2 separate regions of the Mus musculus genome follow, and region 2 is linked to region 1. The links are chromatin loops, found by intact Hi-C in ENCODE. Cell type or tissue: heart. All regions are shown on one strand.

Region 1 (2,500 bases):
ACTCTCCAGGGATCTGGCCACTTTTCCATTACAGCCCCAAGTGCCAGTGTCACAGTCCTGAGGGCCACGCCCAGTGAGTCCCATTAGTAAGGCTGACATTGGCTTCTTCAAAGCCCACACACCAAGACAACCCGGCTCTGCTTTTGTGTGCATTTGTGTCTCCCCTGCACCCCCTTTTTTCTGTCTTGACCCATTCCAAGACCAGGAAATCCTCCCATACAGACATCTGTAGGCTGCTGCTGGGACCAAATTCCTCCTCTCTCATTCCGATGACGAACAGCGGGGGCCACCGTCTAGCAAGAATCTTCCATGAACCTAAGACCCACAACATAACTAGCCTTCTTCAGCTGACGTCATGGTTTTAGCTTCTCTTGGGATTATTCTCCATGCTTCCTTTGTTCCTGCGTCACCTGGTACGGAGCCAACTGCACAATACTCATTGCTCTGAAGGACAAGTAAGTGCCTTTATTCTCGTTGTCTTCAGAGTTCTCGGTGACAGCAACAGGGAAGAAACGGGGTAGCCTAGGAACCTCTCAGAAGCAACCTCAGAAAGGCCTGAGTTTGAATCCACCCCTTTTCTCCTATAAGGCGTGTGAATTCAGACAAGTTACAACAGCCTGCTAAGCTTTCTTTACTCCAAAGCAAAAGGAACGGCCTTCTTGTGAGGCATCATAAGAACAGCGCATGCGCGTGACCCCTGGTAGGTGCATCGAGCGACTGCTTTCGCTTTATCTTTGCCTGTCTTTACTCTCCACTGTAAAGTTATTCCTGAGAATTACACAGCGCATGGACGCTCTGCAGCTCCTTTCTGGCCCGTCTGCACTCTGAAGGATGAGCCTACTATCCTGGCTGTGTGTGACCAAGACAGCTCACACCTCCCATCGAGCAAGCTCTTCCTGGAGTATCGCACAGGGTGGCCAACTCTCAGCTGGGGGCGAGTGGGGGGAGGGTTAGGACTGGATCAGTTTCTTCTACACAGAGAATTTTTCAAAGACATTTCTGTCAATCAGTTGTCTTCATCTCCTCACACATATCCATGACTCCTGTCTCCAACACCAAGAACCCCAGTCCACTCCCTGCAAAATAATACCAACTAATGTTCATATAAAGATTTTTATTTTTTATTTTTAAAAACATACTGTATCTCTCGACTCTATGATGCTTTAGGTCTGGACATTTACTTATAACAGAGCTAGGCTGCAGTACCACTAATGCCCGAAAGGTGGCACCAGCTCACACACTTTGATAAGCTTTTTAGGACTTGAGATGGGTTTCAGGCTGTATAGAAGAAATTAGCTGCATACTTCTTGGCTCTGAGATGCTCAGGAATTTGTGAATAGCCTGTCAGAAGAAGGGAATTGCTGAGCGGACTGCCTTTCCCAAGGCTATAGTTGGCGAAGCACTCTTAAAGTTGATTTACAATGAGAAGTTCTTGAAAGATCCTGTTGTCCACGGTACAATTTAGCCTCCTTTGTCATTGCTGCCAGGCGGTAGTGAGTGAGTGTGCCCAGCTCTTCTTGGGTGACACATCAGGAAAAGCTTCAAGAGCAGTGAGACCCCAGAATGCAGTCGTTTTCTTTTTTAAAAAGAATTAAGAGGCAAGTTCATCTTCCTCCGAAAGAGGTAGACACAGAGCCTCAGAAAGCAGTCCTCAGCAGGGAGACAACTGCCTAAGCTGGATGGGCATTGCTCACCGTGGTGTCTAGGCAGGCAAACCCTACCTTCCTATAAATCCTCCTTTCACAGACAGAGCCTTTTGCATCAATTGTCAAGCAGGTCAGATCAAAAGGCTTTGGGTGGCGCTCACAAAACCACCTCGGCCAACACTGCGTCCACCCATGACTCTAGGTGAACTTCATCAGGAGCTTCTTAGCATCTGCAGCCAGATGAGATGCGGGGCTGCTGAGTTAGAGGATAGCTTTTGCCCGACATTAAGCACGGGCATCTTGAGGTTGCCATTCAGAACACAGTCTCTGCAGAAAACGAGAACTAGCTTGTGGATGACAGAAGCCAGAGATTCGTGTTCCCTTCCTGCCCACGCACACCTTCCCTCTTGCCTCTAGCTCCTAGCGAATTTGCCAGTGGTTTGGAGTGGAGAAGAAATCACATCAGGGGCTCTCAGAAGGAGGTACCAGTCTGTAGTTCTAGAGACTGCAGACACCATGAGAACCCTGGTGCTCTCTATTCACCGGGACATGCTGGGGATGATAGAAGGGCTTGGGCAGTCTGCTGAGACGAATGCACATGCTCTGAGATGAATGCGCATGCTCAAGTATTCTGTCATTCTTTCATCTCTCCGACTCTCATTTAGCCCCTGCCTGGCTTCTGTCCTGCCACGCTGGGCTCCCGGTAGATCACACACTCACACGGAACTACTTTGACAGTAGCAGCTTCAGGCAGCCACTTCATCCTCCTGTGACACTTGGCATTAGGAAGTCAGAGCTGCCTTCCTGCTGACCTTTACCTATGGAGACTCAAAGCCAGGACGTCACTTGACAGC
Region 2 (2,500 bases), 940 kb after region 1:
CATAAGAACAATTACCCATGTCTTCCCAGCACAGAATCTGTTATTGTTAGAAGCATACATAAGTGTTAGTATTTGTCAGCTTGCTCATAGTGTCTCTGCTAAAGGCTGTACATTAAGGATGTGATAAACTACAGCCATAGCAGGCCTTGTGAAGCTTGCATGTTGTCTGGTTTTCCCATTCTGCTAGAACTTTCAAGATCACAGACCTCTTTCTATGTTAAATTTCATCTTATTGGTGACTTAGAAAGAGTCTAATTCCCACTTTTGATCTAGACTGTCAGACTGAGACAAACCCCAGTGGGTTAGTACATTCAAGGTAAGTCAAGTCTTAGTTTATTGAGAACAGCCATTGTTGGAGTGATCACTGATAAATAAAGTGATAGGAAAAAATCTAAGAGAATAGAGAATCTAAGAGGGTAGAAAAAGCTCAAACATAAAGTATGGAGAACTCTGGACAAACATGTGACAAGAGGATGACCTTTTATCAAGAAGCTAATACCAGGCTTCATTATCCTAGAGTCCTGCTGGTGACTCTAGCCTGTGCCACTGCAAATGTCCAGTCTGAACATTATATCTTCATGGCTTCCTAGATGTTGGGAACAGAAATACCTTTAAAATAGAACTTAAATTCTACCCTCTAGACAAAAAGCAGACCAGATGAACAAGGGTCCCCTGTTCTCAAAATACAAGAAAAGTTTACCTAGTTAGGCCCATCTTCCTAAGGATTTCATATAAATCTTAGTATGCAGTCTATCTCTTACTTACAAATAAGGCAGAACTGATTCTTGTCTTGTGGCTCATTGAAAGTACAACTAACAGTCATTATCACTGAAGAAAGAAGTCTAAGTGTTTTCAACCTAGGATTACTCACTGGGAAATGAATAGTCTGTGTGAGTCAGCCACATTTTGCTGAGGTCTTGCTGTGTTCATCCATATCTTGTCTTGCACTGCCCTCTTCCTGCTGTTCAGAAAAGGGCCTTGAAGACTGGATGCTTTAGGAATTTCCCCATTGGGGAAATGTCAACTCCAGAGTAGATTATGCTATAGAGATTAGGTCTGAGAGAAAATTGCAGAGTTTGATTCACTCCTATTACATGGGTTCTGGAAGACCAAACTCAGGCGGTCAAGCTTGGGCAGCAAGCACTCTCTGCAAATTCTTTTCTCTTTTCTGTTTTGAATCTTTTGATTAGGACATGTCACTCTCTTGAATTTATCTCCTTTAATTTTTCAATATTGGCCACCAAACCCAAGCCCTTGTATATCTCCAGTGCATTCTTATTTTAAATGACTCTAAGTATTTAGATTCCAATTCTATATCTTCTATTGTGTTTTGTACCTTGTCATCACTGAAAGAACACATGGCCTCACAAGGTCCCATGCTGTATAGCTGCACTCGAGGCACAGCCAATGGCCCCAGAGTGAGTGAAAGTGATACGAACTCATGTCTGCCGCCCAAGCCTGCTGTAGGGCAATGCCTCGGACCACACCCACAGCCCCAGATAACCAAGCCATAGTATGTGTGTGTGTGTGTGTGGGGGGGCATGAGTGAAAAAAAAAAAAGCCATGAAGTAATTTGTGGCACGCTCTAGTTGTAATTGGCTGAATTTAGCTTAAAAAATGCATTCTGGTACTGCAAAATCACTTAACTGAGCCCTTGATTGCAGAATATGTACCTGTACTAGGGTCCCACCCTGATAGTTTTTCTCTGTGCTTAACAGAGGCAGGCAGATCTCTAAATTCTTTTGCAATGTTAAAATAAATGTGCTTGCTATCTCCTAAGAATTAAGAGGCTGGGGCCCTGGGATACTGATTGGAATAATCAAAAGGGAACCTGAGGTAATGACTGGACTGATGTGTAAATAAAAACTGGGCTTTCAATCTGCAAGAGATGAGCTATCTAGAGAATTTTTAGAATAGCACAAGAGAACTTCCTGGAGAACTCTATGAGCAGAACGTAGAGCAGTCTGGAAAACTATCTCAAGCAAAACATAGGCTGCCAGCTAGGACCTACAATCTGACTTTGAGTTGTTTGTTTCACTGCTCTCAAACACCCCTTCTCTCAGGACCCCTCTCCAAGCCAAGGCAGGTCCTTGACATTTGCCTGCATGTATGTCTGTGTAAGGGTGTCAGTCCTAGAATGAGAGCTGGGTATGAATCCCAGGTCTGCTGGAAGAGTAGCTGCAAGGAATGCGTGGCCCCAGGAGCCACTTTTCCCAGTGCTTCAAAGCTGCCTGGGGTGCTCTGGTTCCCTGCTGCACTTACCACGCGGTCCTCATGTAACCAAGCCTAGAGCGTGTGTGAGTGAATATGATAAGGTAGAAGCTCAATGAAGTAATGTGTGAATGCCTTAGTTATGATTGGCTAAAATTGGTTAAATAACTTCCAGTCTGGGACGGCAACTTACTCATTCCTGGAGTCCAACAGAAATGTCAACCTGCTTAGAGACGAATCCACCTGGTCGCCCGCTGCCAAATGAGACAAGCCCACATCTCTCAGACCC

The links. A loop is a pair of places that touch in the nucleus more often than their neighbours do. Peaks named below come from ENCODE experiments on the same cell type or tissue, not always from the same donor. Only the 100,000 strongest peaks of a DNase experiment are listed, where the experiment ranks them.
Region 2: it touches region 1 in a loop (4-fold over the local background); 6 of 42 quality-filtered maps call a loop at or near these places.

The regions. Positions count from the first base shown.
Region 1 is chr11:31,614,050-31,616,549 of GRCm38, reverse strand. No RefSeq gene overlaps it. Among named protein-coding and RNA genes, the nearest start is that of Gm35063, 2.5 kb to the left of the region's middle. In heart, a CTCF peak has its summit at 1,207 (motif pointing right); a DNase peak (open chromatin) is centred at 399.
Region 2 is chr11:30,674,724-30,677,223 of GRCm38, reverse strand. No RefSeq gene overlaps it. Among named protein-coding and RNA genes, the nearest start is that of Acyp2, 27 kb to the right of the region's middle. In heart, a CTCF peak has its summit at 960; no DNase peak of the experiment used is centred here.